Regions from separate parts of the Homo sapiens genome. Here region 2 is linked to region 1. A link is an interaction called in ENCODE POLR2A ChIA-PET data of the cell type or tissue named here. Cell type or tissue: K562. All regions are shown on one strand. Each heading gives the region's core, and the rest is flanking DNA. Links, peaks and the distances in the headings are about the cores only.

Region 1 (9,525 bases), core at 1,526-9,525:
GTAATAAACATATATCTTCTTTGATATTTTCTAATTATAAGGCCCTGAATGCCTACCTCCCATGCGCCACTTTTTATATATATAAACACTTAACATATACACTTACACATATTTCCACATACACACTTTAACATATATATACAAATCTGCAAATATCAATCAACCTATAGGAATAATGCCTTTAAAAAATCTGCAAATGAAAAGAAACAGACAACTCTGAAATAGCTATAATGGGTTTACTTCCTTTTCTGACCCAGATTCCCATGTTTATGGCACTATTACTGGTATGTATCACAATTAAAGCACTGTATTAAACTATTCAATGACAGCTTTTTCAAAGAATGGCAGTCAACTCACTTGCTCCAAGCCAAAAATGGAATAGGAGAAATTCATGTATTTTAGGACACAGTAAGGGTGTGTGCCTGGTGGCACACTCTATTTTTAGGAGTTATATTGGGAAACTTGCTTTGTGTACACATGTATAAAAAAAAAACAGTAATAGAAGGGTAACTACATGACTTATTTCATTCTTACATCTCTGCCCAACATGAATAAGGTAATGTCTTCCCAAGAGCTTGTAGTTTTAACTCACTATTCCCAAAGGCTTATTTCTACATTTATATACATAACTAAAGGGGTTCCTTGATGACTTTATGGCTTATGTTCAATAAATTTTAAAGTCTGTAAAATTTCAAATATATGCACTAGCAGTAAGTAAAAATGTATTTTAAGGGAATGACAGAAATCTGAGTACACTAACCTAGAACTTGGAATGGAATTATAGCTCTCAGGTAACTATCAGCATGTGATGCTCAGAGGGATAACATAGATTAATTCTGCCACTTTATCAAGTGATAGGCTGTCAATATCTTTTCCTGGACACTGTTCATGACTTGATATATAATATGGTTTAAATTTCTGTCCTTGCCCAAATCTCATATCAAATTGTAATTTTCAATGGTGGAAGAGGGGCCTTGTGGGAGGTGACTGGATCACAAGGGCAGACTTCCCTTGCTGTTCCTGTGACAGAGAGTGAGTTCTCACAAGATCTGGTTGTTTAAAAATATGTAACACCTCCCCCTTCTCTCTTCTTCCTTCTCCGGCCATGAAAGACATGTCTGCTTCCCCTTTGACTTCTATCATACTTGTAAGTCTCCTGAGGCCTCCCCAGACAAGTTTCCTGTACAACCTGCAGAACTGCCAGTCAATTAAACCTCTTTTCTTTATGAATTACCCAGTCTCAGGTAGTTCTTTATAGCAATGTGAGAACAGACTAATAGTTTTAAAAATCAGTATAATAGCAAATCATGTTGTGACACTTGCATCAAGAGGAATCCACTGCCAAACCCTAGTTTTTCCCATTAATACAACTATTCTTTTTTTTTTTTTTAATTTATTTTTTTATTGATAATTCTTGGGTGTTTCTCACAGAGGGGGATTTGGCAGGGTCATGGGACAATAGTGGAGGGAAGGTCAGCAGATAAACAAGTGAACAAAGGTCTCTGGTTTTCCTAGGCAGAGGACCCTGCGGCCTTCCGCAGTGTTTGTCCCTGATTACTTGAGATTAGGGAGTGGTGATGACTCTTAACGAGCATGCTGCCTTCAAGCATCTGTTTAGCAAAGCACATCTTGCACCACCCTTAATCCATTTAACCCTGAGTGGACACAGCACACGTTTCAGAGAGCACAGGGTTGGGGGTAAGGTCACAGACCAACAAGATCCCAAGGCAGAAGAATTTTTCTTAGTGCAGAACAAAATGAAAAGTCTCCCATGTCTACTTCTTTCTACACAGACACGGCAACCATCCGATTTCTCAATCTTCTCCCCACCTTTCCCGCCTTTCTATTCCACAAAGCCGCCATTGTCATCCTGGCCCATTCTCAATGAACTGTTGGGCACACCTCCCAGACGGGGTGGTGGCCAGGCAGAGGGGCTCCTCACTTCCCAGTAGGGGCGGCCGGGCAGAGGCGCCCCTCACCTCCCGGACGGGGCGGCTGGCCGGGCAGGGGGCTGACCCCTCCACCTCCCTCCCAGACGGGGCAGCTGGCCAGGCTGGGGGCTGACCCCCCCACCTCCCTCCCGGACGGGGCGGCTGGCCGGGTGGGGGGCTGACCCCCCCACCTCCCTCCCGGACGGGGCGGCTGGCCGGGCAGAGGGGCTCCTCACTTCCCAGTAGGGGCGGCCGGGCAGAGGCGCCCCTCACCTCCCAGACGGGGCGGCTGGCCAGGTGGGGGGGCTGACCCCCCCCCCCGGACGGGGTGGCTGGCCGGGCGGGGGGCTGACCCCCCCCACCTCCCTCCCGGACGGGGCGGCTGGCCGGGCAGAGGGGCTCCTCACTTCCCAGTAGGGGCGGCCGGGCAGAGGCGCCCCTCACCTCCCAGACGGGGCAGCTGGCCGGGCAGGGGGCTGACCCCCCCACCTCCCTCCCGGACGGGGCGGCTGGCCGGGCAGAGGGGCTCCTCACTTCCCAGTAGGGGCGGCCGGGCAGAGGCGCCCCTCACCTCCCAGACGGGGCGGCTGGCCAGGTGGGGGGGCTGACCCCCCCCCCCGGACGGGGTGGCTGGCCGGGCGGGGGGCTGACCCCCCCCACCTCCCTCCCGGACGGGGCGGCTGGCCGGGCAGAGGGGCTCCTCACTTCCCAGTAGGGGCGGCCGGGCAGAGGCGCCCCTCACCTCCCAGACGGGGCAGCTGGCCGGGCAGGGGGCTGACCCCCCCACCTCCCTCCCGGACGGGGCGGCTGGCCGGGCGGGGGGCTGACCCCCCCACCTCCCTCCCGGACGGGGCGGCTGGCCGGGCGGGGGGGCTGACCCCCCCCACCTCCCTCCCCGACGGGGCGGCTGGCCGGGCGGGGGGCTGACCCCCCCACCTCCCTCCCCGACGGGGCGGCTGGCCGGGCGGAGACGCTCCTCACTTCCCAGATGGGGGGGCTGCCGGGCGGAGACGCTCCTCACTTCCCAGATGGGGTGGCTGCCGGGTGGAGAGGCTCCTCACTTCTCAGACGGGGCAGCTGCCGGGCGGAGGGGCTTCCTCACTTCTCAGACGGGGTGGTTGCCAGGCAGAGGGTCTCCTCACTTCTCAGACGGGGCGGCCGGACAGAGACGCTCCTCACCTCCCAGACGGGGTTGCGGCCGGGCAGAGGCGCTCCTCACATCCCAGATGGGGAGGCGGGGCAGAGGCGCTCCCCACATCTCAGACGATGGGCGGCCGGGCAGAGACGCTCCTCACTTCCTAGATGTGATGGCAGCCGGGAAGAGGCGCCGCTCCTCACTTCCTAGATGGGATGGCGGCCAGGCGGAGACGCTCCTCACTTTCCAGACTAGGCAGCCAGGCAGAGGGGCTCCTCACATCCCAGACGATGCGCGGCCAGGCAGAGACACTCCTCACTTCCCAGATGGGGTGGCGGCCGGGCAGAGGCTGCAATCTCGGCACTTTGGGAGGCCAAGGCAGACGGCTGGGAGGTGGAGGTTGCAGCGAGCCGAGATCACGCCACTGCACTCCAGCCTGGGCACCATTGAGCACTGAGTGAACCAGACTCCGTCTGCAATCCCGGCACCTCGGGAGGCCGAGGCTGGCGGATCACTCGCGGTTAGGGGCTGGAGACCTGCCCGGCCAACACAGCGAAACCCCGTCTCCACCAAAACCAGTCAGGCGTGGCGGCGCGTGCCTGCAATCGCAGGCACTCGGCAGGCTGAGGCAGGAGAATCAGGCAGGGAGGTTGCAGTGAGCCGAGATGGCGGCAGTACAGTCCAGCTTCGGCTCCGCATGAGAGGGAGACCGTGGAAAGAGAGGGAGACCGTGGAAAGAGAGGGACACCGTGGGGAGAGGGAGAGGAAGAGCAATACAACTATTCTTAACCCTTGATTTAAATCTTTTGGGGAAGGGGATGTATGAATGTTCTTCACCTCAGACCTGTTTGCTAAAGGTGAATAGACATTCCTGAATAAAACAGAGCTTTCTACTCATCACGGCTCTTCTCAGCCCTCTCCACTATGGAAAATAAGCCATAAAGTCATCCAGGAGAGAAACCTACAAACAACTCTTCACTTAGCAAGAACAGACACCGGGCCACAGATAATTGCTCTTATTTTACAATACATTTAAACAAATATGATTAAAATACTTGCATTATAGCTAAAATGCTATAGAAAATTACTGTTATTCTCTGAAAAATAAATTAAATGAAATTGACAACAACGGTATTCAACCTCCTAAAAATCCTTGTCTTTGAAGATCCAGATTATAAAGATCACATGCTTAACACATTTGGGGCCAAGATGATGTCTGCTTAGAAAGCTCTTCATGACTCCATGTTTACACTGGAAAAAAGAAGTCAAGGATTTCACTGCATCCACACTAACACTTAGCTCCTAGTGCTACTCATGAAATTTAAGGTAAACATACAAAAGTTCCTAAAAAAGACTGAGTAGCCACGCAGTATACTGACAGCGTGACTTGTCCAAAATAGTTATATACAAGTTGTTTGTCCATAAACCAGCAGAACTTTAATACAATATATTTCCTTTAGAGAATATGTGCCATCAAGGTGAAAATAGGATCAAACTGAAAAGATAGTTCAGCTTAAGTTGATTGCAAACTGCGACCATGTCTTACCTTTTCAGGTCAACAGTCGTCACACTAAATACAACTCCTTTGAGCCAAAGAATCATGAAGAGCCTCTGGGAAAAGGGGCAGTTTCCTATGCTTTCACCATCACTGCCAGCCTGGAAAACAGAATTAAACATTAAAAACAAGGTCAAAGTGATGATACTCAACATGACATAACTTTTTCTGAATTTTAATCAAGAGTACAAGAAGCCAGGAAAAGTTACATTGTGGAAGGAAGAGTAGAAATTTGGGTCTTTATTATTTTGTTCTTTCATTAGCCTTTTTTTTTTTTTTTCTTTTTTTGAGACAGGGTCTCCTTCTGTCACCCAGGCTGGAGTGCAGTGGTGCGATCTCAGCTCACTGCAACCTTCACCTCCCATCTTAGCCTCCCAAGCAGCTGGAGCTACAGGCACGTACCACCATCCCGGCTAATTTTTAATAGTTTTAGTAGAGACAGGGTTTCACCATGTTATCCAGGTTGGTCTTGAACTCCTGGGCTCAAGTGATCCACCTGCCTCAGCCTCCTAAAGTGCTGGGATTACAGGCATGAGCCACTGCACCCAGCTAGCGCTAGCCTCTTTCTTTTCTTAAAAATGATCAGTCTAGGGCCAGGCGTGGTGGCACACACCTGTAATCCCAGCACTTTGGGAGGCTGAGGCAGGTGGATCACACGGTCAGGAGTTTGAGACCAGCCTGGCCAATATGGTGAAACCCCATCTCTACTAAAAATAAAAAAATTAGCCAGGTGTGGTGGTGGGTGCCTGTAGTCCCAGCTACTCAAAAGGCTGAGGCAGGAGAATCACTTGAACCCGGGACACAGAGGTTGCAGTGTGCTGAGATCGTGCCATGCACTCCAGCCTGGGCGACAGAGCGAGACTCTGTCTCAAAAAAAAAAAATAAATAAATAAATAAAATAAAAAATAAAAATGACCAGTCTAGTATAGCACTGCCCAAGAGAATTTAATGCATGATGGCGATGATCCATATTGCCAATGTCCAATATGGTAGCCACTAGCAATATGTGGCTAGGGAGTATGTAATGGGGCTAGTTCAAGTGAACTGAATTTTTTTGTTTCATTTATTTTAAATTACAGTCATGAATCACTTACTGACAGGGACACATTCTGAAAAAAATGTGCTGTTAGGCGATTCTAGCATTTTACAAGCATCACAGGGTATGCTGACACAAACCTAGATGAGATAGCCTACTACACACCTAGTCTACATGGTATAGCCTATTGCTCCTAGGCTACAAACCTGTACAGCATGTTACTGTACTGAATACTGTAGGCAAGTGGAATATAATGGTAAGTATCTGTACATCAAGACATATCTAAACATAGAAAAAGTAGAATAAAAATACGAATTATAAGCTGGGTGCAGTGGCTCACGCCTGTAATCCCAGCACTTTGGGAGGCCGAGGAGGGCAGATCACGAGGTCAGGAGTTTGAGACCAGCCTGGCCAACATGGTGAAACCCCACCTCTACTAAAATACAAAAAATTAGCTGGACGTGGTGGTACGCGCCTGCAGTCCCAGCTACTTGCGAGGCTGAGGCAGGAGAATCGCTTGAACCCGGGAGGCAGAGATTTTACTGAGCCGACATCGTGCCACTGCACTCCAGCCTAGCGAAGGAGCAAGACTCCATCTCAAAAAATAAAAATAAAAAATAAAAGCAAATTACAATCTTTTGAGACCCCTGGCATATGCAGCACATGACTACAATTTATAATTTAAAACATAAACAATATGTTTTCATAATTTAAATAGCCACATATGACTAATGGCTACTATGTTGGACAGAACAGTAATTCCTAGGGGGTACATAAACCCTTGCCTCAGGGCAAAGGCAAAGTCTGTTATGGGTTTTCTGAAATGTAAAAATCATTTTTCATTCTATCAGACAGTATTCTTCGTAAGGCAAAGTAAAAAGGGAAACTTGTAGGTGTACCCGCCTCCAAAAAAAATTCATTATAAACATCCCATATCCTGGCTGGGCGCAGTGGCTGACTCCTGTAATCCCAGCACTTTGGGAGGCCAAGGCGGGCAGATCACAAGGTCGGGAGTTTGAGACCAGCCTGACCAACATAGTGAAACTCCGTCTCTACGAAAAATACAAAAATTAGCCAGGCGTTGTGGCGCATGCCTATATCCCAGCTACCCGGGGGGCTGAGACAGGAGAATTGCTTGAACCCGGGAGGTGGAGGTTGCGGTGAGCCGAGATCGTGCCACTGCACTCCAGCCTGGGCGACAAAGTGAGACTCCATTTCAAAAATAAAAATAAATATCCTATATCCTGTTTTTTTTTTATTTTTTTTTTCAATTAGAGATAGGATCTTACTATGTTTCCCAGGCTGGTGTGCAGTGGTTACTCACAGGCACAATCACAGCATACTGCAGTTTCAAATTCGTGGACTTAAGAAATACTCCCGCCTCAGCCTCCCCAGTAGCTGAAACTACAGGCATGCACCACCATACCCGGCCCATATCCTGTTGTACACATTCCTTCAGAGAGCAAGAAAATAGCAAAAGATATATTTATAATAACCTATTTCTAATCCTACTTAATGAATGGCAATGATGAGGTAGATTTTCCTAAAATCAGAGTGGTACAAATCTTTTATAGTCCCATCATGTATGCCCCAAGGTGGTTGTTGCTATTGTTTTTAACTTTTATTTTAGGTTCAGGGGTATTATGTGCAGGTTTGTTATACAGGTAAACTCATGTCACAGGAGTTTGTTGTACAGATTATTTCATCACCCAGGTACAAAGCCTAGAGCCCAATAGTTATTTCTGATCCTCTCCCTCCTTCCATCCTCCACCCTCAAGTACAGCCCAGAAATAAGGCCACACACCTATAACCATCTGATTTTCGACAAAGCTGACAAAAACAAGCAACGTCAAAGACTCCATATTCAATCAATGGTGCTGGGATAACTGGCTAACCATATGCAGAAGATTAAAATTGGATTCCTTCCTTATACCATACACAAAAATCAACTCAAGATGGATTAAAGACTTAAATGTAAAACCCAAAACTATAAAAACCCTGGAAGACAACCTAGTCAGTGCCATTCTGGACATAGGAACTGGCAAAGATTTCATGACGAAGATGCCAAAAACAATTGCAACGAAAGTTGACAAACAGGATCTAATTAAACTTAAGAGTTTCCGCACAGCAGAAGAAACTATCAACAGAGTAAACAGACAACCTACAGAATGCAGGTTGAATGGGAGAAAATATTTGCAAAATATGCATCTGACAAAGGTCTAATATCCAGCATCCATAAGGAACTTAAACAAAATTACAAATATAAAACAACCCCATTAAAATGTGGGCAACCGACATGAAGACACTTTTCAAAAGAAGACATACATGTGGCCCAACAAGCATATGAAAAAAAGTTCAATATCACTGATCATTAGAGAAAAACAAATCAAAAGCACAGTGAGATACCATTTCACACCAGAATGGCTATTTTCAAAAAGTAAAAAAAAAAAAAAAACAGATGCTGGCAAAGTTGTAGAGAAAAGGGAACACTATACGCTGCTGGTGGGAGTGTAAATTAGTTAAACTATTGTGGAAAGCAGTGTGGCAATTCCTCAAAGAGCTAAAAACAGAACTACCATTCGACTCAGCAATCCCATTACTGGGTATATACCCAAAGGAATATAAATCATTCTACCATAAAGACACATGCATATGTATGTTCACTGCAGCACTATTCATGATAGCAAAGACATGGAATCAGCCCCAAGTTTAAAAAGGAAAGATGGACTGAAGGAAAAGGAGAGATGGGAAGGAAAGAGAGCTGGAATGCTGGAAGAGAACGTTCTGACATTGCTAGAGATCAACACAGCCTGTTGACTATGACGTCCATGGAAAGTGCCAGAAATAACTCTCCAATAAGTCATTCAAAGATGCTGGTAAAAGTACTGTTCATTATCCTAAAGTAACTCTCAAAAAATTCAGAAGCATTTCAGTAAAATGCCACATCAGTAAAAAGTCATTAATTCCTAAACTAATGGAGAGGTAAAGGGAGTTTAAAAAACAAAAACAAAAAAAGTGGGCTTATAGTGAAGATTCTAGAACCCTAATCAGACAGCATGGAACAGTTACAACAGAGCTTGGTTTAAGAAAAAAAAAAAATCCGATCATTCTTTATCAGTAACAAAATATACACAGAATTTGAGGGCAGAATGAATCATATTAATTCCTAATACTACATATAACTTGTACAAAAATGTACTTCCTAAAAAAGGCCTAGTTCTTAAATTTTACTGTGATTACAAATAACCTAAGGAAAACATTTAAAATGAAGACCCCAGGGCCTCATATCTAGAGATTCTGATTCAGCAGAACTCCCGGGTTGGGGCCCAGGAATCCTTATTTTGTTATAGGCACTCAAGGAGATTCTGAAGTAAGGCACCTGCCTGCTGGATACATTAAGAAACACTGGTGTGGGAAGGTTAGGATGATATTTGATTCTCAGAACCCAAGTCAATTTACAGCACTAACTCATCCTACTATATAACAAACTGGTGCCCAAAGTTGCCTTTTTGAAGATACTGACCATTAATAGCATGGAACACTGATAACACACAAGTGGATTTACTACAGACAAGAAAATGTTAATACACTACCTTTCCAATTAGCCTGATAATCCAAATTTGAGATTTACTGAAAAAAAAAAAAAAACAACAGTAATTTGGTACACAAAGAACTAGTCTGACTCAAGGCCTTTATCCTCCTCCACTTAATCTATAAAATTAACTAAAATTTCCCAAGCTGCCTGTCAAAGCAGTGTTAAAATCATTAAGTTGGTAAACGAGACATAATAAAGATATTACATGTAGGAACTTAGAAACACGTTAAACTAAAAGCAGGCTAAAGATGAATGGGGACTGGCTACAGATCA
Region 2 (11,051 bases), core at 1,728-9,727, 91 kb after region 1:
TGAATACATGAATGCATGAACAAGGATATGAATACATGGAATTTGGGTTTCAGACTCCTCAAAGCTTTTACTGTAAGAACATGGGCCGAGGCCGGGCGCAGAGGCTCACGCCTGTAATCCCAACACTTTGGGAGGCAGAGGTGGGTGGATCACGAGGTCAGGAGTTTGAGACCAGCCTGGCCAATATAGTGAAACCCCATCTCTACTAAAAACACAAAAATTAGCCAGGTGTGGTGGCACATGCCTGTAGTCCCAGCTACTCAGGAGGCTGAGGCAGAAGAATCGCTTGAACCCGTGAGGTGGAGGTTGCAGTGAGCCAAGATCATGCCACTGCACTCCAGCCTAGGTGACAGAGTGAGAGTCTGTCTCAAAAAAAAAAAAAAAAAAAGATGGGGGGACTGGGCGTGGTGGCTCACACCTGTAATCCCAGCACTTTGGGAGGCTGAGGTGGGCGGATCACCTGAGGTCGGGAATTCGAGACCAGCCTGACCAACATGGAGAAACCCCATCTCTACTAAAAATACAAAAATTAGCCAAGCATGGTGGCAAATGCCTGTAATTCCAGCTACTTGGGATGCTGAGGCAGGAGAATCACTTAAACTGGGGAGGTGGAAGTTGTGGTGAGCCGAGATCACGCCATTGCACTCCAGCCTAGGCAACAAGAGTAAAAATTCGTCTCAAAAAAAAAAAAATACAAAAATTAGCCGGGCGTGGTGGCAGGCGCCTGTAATCCCAGCTACTCAGGAGGCTGAGGCAGGAGAATAGCTTGAAACCAGAAGGTGGAGGTTGCAATGTGCCAAGATTGCACCACTGCACTCCAGCCTAGGCAAAAGAGCGAAACTCCATCTTAAAAAAAAAAAGAGAACATGGGCCGAAACTTCTAGCAAGAATTCTTCTTTTTTATTATCCATCAGCAGACTTTGGCATTTACAGAAAACATTTTACAAATGTAACCGGGTACAGTGGCTCATGCCTATAATCCCAGCACTTTGGGAGGCCAAGGTGGGAGGATTGCTTGAGCCCAGGAGTTTGAGACCAGCCTAAGCAACACAGCAAGATCCCATTTCTACAAAAAATACAAAAATTGGCTGGGTGTGGTGGCGCTCGCCTGTGGTCCCAGCTACTCAGGAAGCTGAGGTGGGAGCATGGCTTGAGCCCAGGAGGTTGAGGCTGCAGTGAGTCATGATCGTGCCACTGTACTCCAACCTGGGTGACAGAGTGAGATCTTGTCTCAAAAAAGAAAAGAAAAGAAAAACAACAACAAAAAATCCCCAAAAATCAAATGCAACAGTGTGTTCTAATTGGTCTTGTCATTTTCCTCCAAATCTGTTCTTCCTCTTTGTCTCCTCCAATTTCAACTCATGCTGTCATAGAGGACAAGCTGCCTAAGCTGGAAATATTCAAGTCATAGTTGACACCTTTCTCTCTCTGACTTGGACAGTCCCTGGTCCAACTCCTCAAGGTCACAGCAGAGACTTTATCTAACATCAAGCTCATCCAGATGTTGATCTCTGTCATCTAACAAGTGTTACAGCTCACTGAGGCCCTTTTATGCTTTAAGATTTTATGAAAAATCGGCTCTAATATCTCACCCCACTGTAATGGGCTTCATGGCTTGTCTGCTGTTTCAGTTAAAACCATTGCAGCAAAATGAATCAGCTGAAACTTAGTGGCTTAAAGCAACATCATTTTGGCCAGGTGCGGTGGCTCACGCCTGTAATCCCAGCACTTTGGGAGGCCGAGGCGGGTGGATCACCTGAGGTCAGGAGTTTGAGACCAGCCTGGCCAACCTGGTGAAACCCCGCCTCTATTAAAATATGAAAATTAGCCGGGCATGGTGGTGGGCACCTGTAATCCCAGCTATTTGGGAGGCTGAGGCAGCAGAATCACTTGAACCTGGGAGGCGGAGGTTGCAGTGAGCCGAGATCACACCATTGCACTCCAATCTGGGGGACAGAGCAAGACTCTGTCTCAAAAAAGGAAAAAAAATGTATGTATATATATATCATTACTTCTCATAGTTCTACAGGTTGTGCACAAATCCACAGGATTTTTCACGTGGTTGCAGTCAGTTGGTGAATGGGGTTGGAGTGATCTAGAGGTTTTCTTACTCACATGTCTGGCAATTAACGCTGGTTATCAACTGGGAACTCGGTTGGGGCTATTGGCCAGAACACCTACATATGGCCTGTTAATGTGGCCTGGGCACAGTTTAGCAACTGGATTCCAAGAATAAGTGTCCCAAGAAATAGGAAGTGAAACCAACCAGTTTCTTAAGATTTGGGTCACTTCCATCATACTCCATTAGTCAAAATAGTCATAGAGCCCATATTCAAGGGGATGGCATACAAAACCCCACATGTAGGCCGGGCACAGTGGCTCACATCTGTAATCCCAGCACTTCAGGAGGCTGAGGCAGGAGGATCACTTGAGCCCAGGAGTTCAAGAGCAGCCTAGGTGACATGGTGAGACCTTGTCTCTACAAAAAAATTTTAAATTTCTTTTTTTTTTTGTTTTTTGAGACGGAGTCTCGCTCTGTCACCCAAGCTGGAGTGCAGTGGTGTGATCTCAGCTCACTGCAACCTCCGCCTCCCGGATTCAAGCAATTCTCCTGCCTCAGCCTCCCGAGTAGCTGGGATTACAGGCATGTGCCACCACGCCTGGCTAATTTTTTTGTATTTTTTTTAGTAGAGACGGGGTTTCACCATATTGGCCAGGCTGGTCTCGAACTCCTGACCTTGTGATCCACCCGCCTCGACCTCCCAAAGTCCTGGGATTACAGGCATGAGCCACCACGCCTGGCCACAAAAAATTTTTTAAAAATTAGCCAGGGATGGTGGTGCATGCCTATAGTCTCAACTACTTGGGATGCTGAGGTGGGAGGACCGCTTGAGTCCAAGAAGTTGAGGTGGCAGTGAGCCATGATTGTACACTCCAGCCTGGGTGACAGAGCAAGACCCTGTCTCAAAAAGAAAAAAAAAGAAAGAAAAGAAAAAACAAAACCCCACATCTTGATGAGAGAAATGTCAAAGAATTGTGGGGCCGTGTTTTATAACCACCGCACCTCCCAATCTCTCTGGGGACTTTTGGGGAGGAGGTCCATTTCTCCTAGCCAGCCTCTACCTCTCTTCCTTCTGTATAACCTGCTGCAGCTGAATTCCATTTTTTTTTTTTTTTTTTGGGGGGATGAAGTCTCACTGTTGCCCAGGCTGGAGTGCAGCGGTGCAGTCTCGGCTCACTGCAACCTCTGCCTCCCGGGTTCAAGCAGTTCTCCTGCCTCAGCCTCCCAAGTAGCTGGGACTACAGGCATCTGTCACCATGCCTAGTAGCTATTTTTTTGTATTTTTAGTAGAGATGGGATTTCACCATGTTGGCCAGGCTGGTCTCAAACTCCTGACCTCATGATTCACCTGCCTTAGCCTCCCAAAGCACTGAGATTACAGGTGTGAGTCACCGCGTCCGGCCTGCAACTGAATTCTTGATCTCCTTCAGCTGTCAACTCCCTTGAGGGCCCTTCCACCACCACCCCCCCTCCCCCTCCACCCCCCCCCCCCCCCCCCACACACACACACACACTGGCAGCGCAGGGATAGAACATATAGCCCTTTTTGCTTGATTTTCTCCAAGGCCATGTGTCAAGATGTGGTAGACCTTTACTGATTTGTGGATGGTGGATGGGGGAGTTGCATTGCAATGCAGCTGTGTACAGACAACTTAAAACTGAACATCAGGTTCATTCTTCTCAGGAGTCCTTCAGCCATCCTGGCCCGCTGGTCCTCTTTCCTTTCCTGGCTCCCTCTGCCCACCAGGTTGCCAGACCCTCTCCCACTTTCAACCCACTCTCATCTCCTCTTTCATCTCCCCCCGCAAATTCTACTTACTTTTTTTTTTTTCAGACGGAGTCTCGTTCTGTCACCCAGGCTGTAGTGCAGTGGCATGATCTCAGCTCGTGGCAACCTCCGCCTCCCAGGTTAAAGCGATTCTCCTGCCTCAGTCTCCTGAGTAGCTGGGATTGCAAGCACCTGCTACCAGTCCCAGCTAATTTTTGTATTTTTAGTAGAGACAGAGTTTCACCATGTTGGTCTGGCTGGTCTCGAACTCCTGACCTTGTGATCCACCCATCTTGGCCTCCTGAAGTGCTGAGGTTACAAGCGTGAGCCACAGCTCCTGGCCTCTACTTGCTTCTTAATCCTGAACAACTAATTTCTCTGTCTCCTCTCCTTCCCAGTGCATTCCAGCCTCAGCAAGCCATTCTCTTTCCACAAATATAATGTCCTTTCAGCCAAGAAAAATGTTAAAACATGGCCAGGCAATGGTGGCTCATGCTTGTAATCCCAACACTCTGGGAGGTTGAGGCAGGCAGAAGGATTGCTTGAGCCCAGGAGTTTGAGACCAGCCTTGGCAACACCGTGAGACCTTGTCTCTACAAAAAAAATACAAAAATATTACCCGGGTGTGGTGGCACATGCCTGTAGTCCCAGCTACTTGGGAGGCTGAGGCAGGAGGATTGCTTGAGCCCAGGAGTCAAGGCTACAGCAAGCTGTGTTTGTGCCGCTGCACTCCAGCCTGGGTGACAGAATGAGACCCTGTGTCACACACACACACACAAACACACACGCACAATGTGTTTGGGAAATGCTGGATTAAAGTGAAGCAGGCCTCCTCTGATTACAGCGCCTTCAAATGGTGCTTTCTGTGCTAAAGGCAATGCTCTTACCTGTTCTCTGCTGTACTGTAGCCATTAACCCCGTGTGTCTATTGAGCACTTGAAATGTGGCTAGTGAGACCGAATAACTGAGTTTCAAATTTTATTTATGTTTAATTTAAATAGTCCCATGTGTTTAGTGGCTACCATATTGGACAGCACAGTTTCAGTGCCTGTAATATTCTGAAAGTTGTTAAATGGCTTTTCCCAAAATGTTTGGCCAAAGATATTCTTTTTTTCTGTGAGTCTCGCTCTGTCGCCCAGGCTGGAGTGCAGTGGCACAATGTGGGCTCACTGCAACCTCTGCCTCCCAGGTTTAAGCGATTCTCCTGCCTCAGCCTCCTGAGTAGCCGGGATTACGGGCGCCCACCACCACGCCCAGCTAACTTTTTGTATTTTTAGTAGAGACGGGTTTTCACCATGTTGCCCAGGATGGTCTTGAACTCCTGAGCTCAGGTGATCCACCCACCTCAGCCTCCCAAAGTGCTAGGATTACAGGCGTGAGCCACCGCACCTGGCTCCAAAGATACTCTTTCTCTGTGTGGCGTGCTGTTAGTTTCAGTTTGGGAAATGCTCCTCTAGTCCAATCCTCATTGGACAGATGGGGAAACCGAGTCCGAGAGAGGGAAAGGGGCTTCTCAAGGTCACACAGCAAGTTAGACGCACAGCAGAGGCTTGAACTCAGGTTCTTCTCTCCTAGTCCAGCTCCGCCTCTCTGGTCTGTTGACAGCTTTAAGGACTGAAGCCAAACAGAAAGGCAGACACTGATGTTTGTTTAGTGCTCGCTGTGTAGCAGGAGCTCGCAGATACATTAACTCCTTTCATAACCCTGTGAAGTGGGAATTGAGTAGCACAAATATGCACATGGGGAAACGGAGGCCCAAGGAGCTAAGGGACTTGCCGAAAGCACCGTAGGTGGTCATCACTTAGAATTAGAGATGTGTCCAAAATGAGCAAGCAGCAGGAAAAAGGTGGGGAAGCCACAGGAAGGAGAAGAACAGGCTTCAGTAAACAATGAACAAAGAATAGGGGCGGGAGTAGGAGCACACGAAACTGGCACCAGCCCAGAGAAGAATCAGGGTAAGCAAAGAAAATGTTTGCAAAAACCAAAGCCCAAAGGGCCCCTAACCACCACTGCCCAGGAATGGGCGGGTCCCTGGATCTCAGGCAGCCACTTTATAGGCTAGTGTGAATGGGGGAGGGCGGAGGCCGCTGGTGCGAAAGCTCTGCCCAGTAGGGGCAGTCCTGACAAATTGGTGAGTGGGAGAACCAATCAGTTCCTCTCTTTTATGGGGTTTGGATTTACAAGGTTTAAAAATTGTTTCTAGGCCGGAGCGCTGGCTCATTCCTGTAATCCCAGCCCTTTAGGAGGCTGAGGCGGGAGACTCACTTGAGCCTGGGAGTTTGAGACTAGCCTGGGCAACATAGTGAGACCCGTCTCTACAAAAAAATTTAAAAATTATCTGGGCATGGTGGCATCTGCCTGTAGTCCCAGCCACTTGGGAGACTGAAGTGGGAGGATCACCTACCTGAGCCTGGGGAAGTCGAGGCTGCAGTGAGCTGAGATCAAACCACTGCGCTCCAGCCTGGGTGACAAAGCGAGACCCTGTCTCAAAAAAAAAAAAAAAAAAAAAATTGTTTATAGCAGCCAAAGAAGCAAACCGAGGGAATGATTGGTTTGTACTGACTGAAACTGGCATTAATTGCTGCAGCCACAGACATGAGCAGATGAGCAACGGCTAGTTCAGAAGGAGAAAGGATGACTTAAGAGCCCTCTAACAATAATGAATAATGAGGGACAATGGATGACGTCGTGTTTGTGTGGGTAGCCTAACAGCCTCATCCTGGGAGAGATTCAAGACCTCTTGTCTGGGAAGACGGGGGGAGGCGGCGGGAGGGGGCGGGTTGAAAGGAATTAGACAAGCTGCTGGGCCTGGGCAGGCCTCATTTCTTCCCACCCTCCACAACCACACCCCTCTCTGAGTCTGCCCCCACAGCCCTGAGTGGTGGGCGGTGGCCCCTAGACCCCCACGGCTCCCAAGACCAGCCAGCCAGTCAGGTTCCCTCTGCTGAGAATGTGTGATTGAGATCCAGACACCCAGTCTCTGTTGGGTGTTTGAACCAAGAGGACCTATAAAGCTGGGCCTGGGACAGCCAGGGGCTGGGAGAAAGTTCTGAGCAGGGAAGAGAAGAAGAAAGTGGATGTGCAGACCAGAGGGATGGGGCGATGGCGGGTAATGTCATTTTTTTTTCTTTTTCTTTTTCTTTCTTTTTTTTTTTTTTGAGATGGAGTCTTGCTCTATCACCCAGGCTGGAGTGCAGTGGCGCAATCTCAGCTCACTGCAACCTCCGCCTCCTGGGTTCAAGTGATTCTCCTGCTTCAGCCTCCCAAGTAGCTGGGATTACAGGTGCCCGCCACCACGCCCAGCTAATTTTTGTATTTTAGTAGAGACGGGATTTCATAATGTTGGCCAGGCTGGTCTCCAATTCCTGACCTCAAGTGATCCACCTGCCTTGGCCTCCCAAAGTGCTGGGATTATAGGTGTGAGCCACTGTGTCCAACCCGTAATGTCATTTTTTTTTTTTTTTTGAGACAGAGTCTCACTCTGTCACCTAGGCTGGAGTGCAGTGGCGTGATCTTGGCTCACTGCAACCTCCACCTCCTGGGTTCAAGCAATTCCCTGCCTCAGCCTCTCGAGTAGCTGGGATTACAGGCACCCACCACCACGCCAAGCTAATTTTTGTTTTTTCGTTGTTTTTTTTTTTTGAGACGGAGTCTCACTCTGTCGCCCAGGCTGGAGTGCAGTGGCGCAATCTCGGCTCAGTGCAAGCTCCACCTCCTGGGTTCACGCCATTCTCCCGCCTCAGCCTCCCAAGTAGCTGGGACTACAGGCGACTGCCACCATGCCCGGCTAAGTTCTTGTATTTTTAGTACAGAGAGGGTTTCACCATTCACAGGATGGTCTCGATCTCCTGACCTTGTGATCCGCCCGCCTCGGCCTCCCAAAGTGCTGGGATTACAGGTGTGAGCCACCACGCCCGGCCTAATTTTTGTATTTTTATTAGAGACCGGGTTTCACCATCTTGGCCAGGCTGGTCTTGAACTCCTGACCTCGTGATCCACCTGCCTTGGCCTCCCAAAGTGCTGGGATTACAGGTGTGAGCCACCGCACCCGGCCCATAATGTCATTTAAAAAAAAAACTTTCTGTGTTTGTTTCTGGCCCGTTTGGGAGCACTGGCTGAGTTTCCTGCCCTTGGGTTGCACAGGGATCCTGCCAGTAAATTCCCCCTTCCCCATTTATGCTTAAACAGAGTGAATGGGTTCTGCTGCCCTTGTAACTAAAGTGAGGCATGCGTGTGTGTGTGTCTAGGTATTGGGGGAAATGGATTAAATGCTGTGTGCCTACGAGAGCCTGTTTTCCTTGTGAGGGTATATCCTTGATTGTGGACTCTTTACTCTGAGCCCCCCAGTCTTCCCATTTGACTTGAGGGGTTGGAGGAGAAGAGGCTTTGTTCCCGACAGCCAGCTTTCTATTGTATGAGCCTTTGCCCCTGTGCAATGCTAAGTGCCTTGGAAAAACCACATTCATTCATGAGTCAGTCATTCTACAAATATTTACTGAGTACCTACTATGTGCCAAGCATTGTTTTGGGAGATGGAATGAAGCAGTGAATAAGACAGACAAAAACAAAATATTTTATGCATGCCTCAGTTTCCCTGTCTGGAAAATGAGCATTTTTGGAGCATTGGACCAAAAACTCTTTGAGGTGCCTCTGGGCTGTCAGCGCATGTGGTTTGCTGAGCTGTCCTGCGAGCACTTGTTGCCCATCAAACCTGAATCTGTACTTCAGGCTCCTGGAGGGGGCTGAGCAGGAGACTGGGAACTCGAGAGGCACGGTGGGTGGGTAGTGATGGTTCCTGGGCTCATGTTGCAGGTTCAGCTGGGCCTGCCAGCTGGCCTGGCCCCAGCCCCATTCCCAGCTAGTGGGCCTCTCAAACAGCTGGCCTTCGCCTGTTGCTACTCAACTCTCTCTGTTTGGCTGGGGACTGCCCCACCTGTCCTTTGACTCACCAGTCTGGGCTTCCCGCTTGACCTGGCATGATGGGATCCTGGAATACCAGGCAGGGTTCAAATACCAGCACCACCACTTTCTGGCTGTGTAGCCTCAGGCAAGCTTCTTATTCTCTGTGCCTCTGTGTCTTCCTCTGTAAAATGGAGATTTTAATAGCATCTGATGGCTGGGCATGGTGGCTTATGCCTGTAATCTCAGCACTTTGCGAGGCTGAGGCGGGCAGGTCACTTGAGGCCAGGAGTTCAAGACCAGCCTGGGCAACATGGTGAAACCCTGTCCCTGCTAAAAATAGAAAAATAAGCCGAGCATGGTGGCGGGCACATGTAATCCCAGCTACTCAGGAGGCTGAGGCAGGAGAGTCACTTGAACCCAGGAGGTGAAGGTTGCAGTGAGCCGAGATCACACCACTGCATTCCAGCCTAGATGACAGAGTGAGATTCTGTCTCAAAAAAAAAATAAAATAAAATAACCATCTGACCTCATAGGTGATGGGATATGTGGGGGCACATAAAGTGTTCAATGTGAGAATTACTAACATTATTTACACAGACTTCTGGGGTTGGTAAGAAGCCTCCTAGATTCTATAATATGAGCCTCAATTTTCTCCTCTATGAAATTGGGATAATAGACTGGGCACAGTGGTTCACACCTGTCATCCCAGCACTTTTGGAGGCCGAGGCAGGCTGATCACCTGAGGTCAAGAGTTTGAGACCAGCCTGGCCAACATGGTGAAACCCCGTCTCTACTAAAAATACAAAAATTAGCCAGGTATGGTGGCGGGCACCTATAATCTCAGCTACTTGGGAGGCTGAGGCAGGAGAATAGCTTGAACCTGCCAGGCAGAGGTTGCAGTGAGCCGAGGTTGCACCAATGCACTCCAGCCTGGGTGACACAGTGAGACTCCATCTCAAAAACAAAACAAAACAAACAAACAAAAAGAAATGGGGATAATAAAGAGAGGGGAATAACAGGGCCAGGCCTGTCTTAGGGCCCAGATCCACAGATCCACCTCTAACCACGTGGACATCTTGAGCAAGTCTCTTCTGCTCTGAGGCAGACCCCTTCTTCCTTATTAGCAAAATCTGGAATCTTTTTTTTTTTTTTTTGAGATGCAGTTTTGCTCTTGTTTCCCAGGCTGGAGTACAATGGCGCCATCTCGGCTCACGGCAACCTCCGCCTCCCGGGTCCAAGCAATTCTCCTGCTTCAGCCTCCCAAGTAGCTGGGATTATAAGCGCATGCCCCCACTCCCAGCTATTTTTTTGTTGTTGTATTTTTAGTAGAGACGGGTTTCACCATGTTGGTCAGGCTGGTCTCGAACTCCTCACCTCAGGTGATCCACCCACCTAGGTCTCCCAAAGTGCTGGGATTACAGGTGTAAACCACCACGCCCCTTTTTTTTTTTTTTTTTTTTTTTTAGAGATGGGGTTTTGCTGTGTTACCAAGGCTGGAGTGCAGTGGCACAATCATAGATCAATGCAGTCTCCACTTCCTGGACTCAAGTGATCCTCCTGCCACAGCCTCCTGAGTAGCTGGGATCTCAAGTGTGAGCTGCTATGCCTGGCAAAACCTGGATGCTGTTTGTCCTCCTCTCAGCACCCCTGGCCTTCGGGAGAGCTTCTTCCCAGGAAGTGGATCTCAGCGGGTCTGGGCCACCCGAGGTGGTCTCATTTCCTTACCAAGTGATTGGTTTAGGCAATTCTGGCCAGTAAGAAATGATGGGTTCTCTTCCATCTTAAAAGGGGTGACAAGGGAGGATGGGGTTCTCTTTGTTTCTGAATGCCACTGTGGGCCCGTGGCCCCTGAAACCGCTGCAGAGCAGCCATTCTGGGGCTGAGAAGGAGGGAAGAGCTGATATGCAAAGGATGGAGCTCACCAGGAGGGAAAGAGGATGAGTCTCGAAATCCCTTCCCTGTGGAGCCCCTGGGTTAACGATCCAGAAGTTCCCAGACCTAAAATTTTGGCTTCCTTGTCAGATCAGTGTCTTCATCATTTAAGCCATTTTCAGTTGGCTTTTCTGTTACTGGAAGCTGAGAGAATCCTGCCCAAACCTCCTGAGCCCCCGTTTTCTCATCTACGAAATGGAGATGATGATTTCCACCTCACAGTGGTACTGTGGACGTGATAGGAGAGACTGAGCGAAAGGCCCAGAGATCCCTGCATAATAAGGGGACTCAGCTGGGTGCGGTGCCTCACGCCTGTAATCCCAGCACTTTGGGAGGCCAAGGCGGGTGGATCACAAGGTCAGGAGCTCAAGACCAGCTTGGCCAATA

The links. Peaks named below come from ENCODE experiments on the same cell type or tissue, not always from the same donor. Only the 100,000 strongest peaks of a DNase experiment are listed, where the experiment ranks them.
Region 2: POLR2A ChIA-PET joins it to region 1 with 6 read pairs; 4 of 35 experiments call an interaction of 5 or more read pairs at or near these places.

What each region holds. Positions count from the first base shown.
Region 1 is chr1:24,792,939-24,802,463 of GRCh38, reverse strand. CLIC4 (chloride intracellular channel 4) reads right to left here. Exons shown (of 6, transcript NM_013943.3): 2 at 4,613-4,722. Among named protein-coding and RNA genes, the nearest start is that of CLIC4, 52 kb to the right of the region's middle. In K562, for the core only: no CTCF peak of the experiment used is centred there; no DNase peak of the experiment used is centred there.
Region 2 is chr1:24,700,330-24,711,380 of GRCh38, reverse strand. No RefSeq gene overlaps it. Among named protein-coding and RNA genes, the nearest start is that of CLIC4, 40 kb to the left of the region's middle. In K562, for the core only: no CTCF peak of the experiment used is centred there; DNase peaks (open chromatin) are centred at 3,535, 5,920 and 6,590; H3K4me3 peaks cover 989 bases.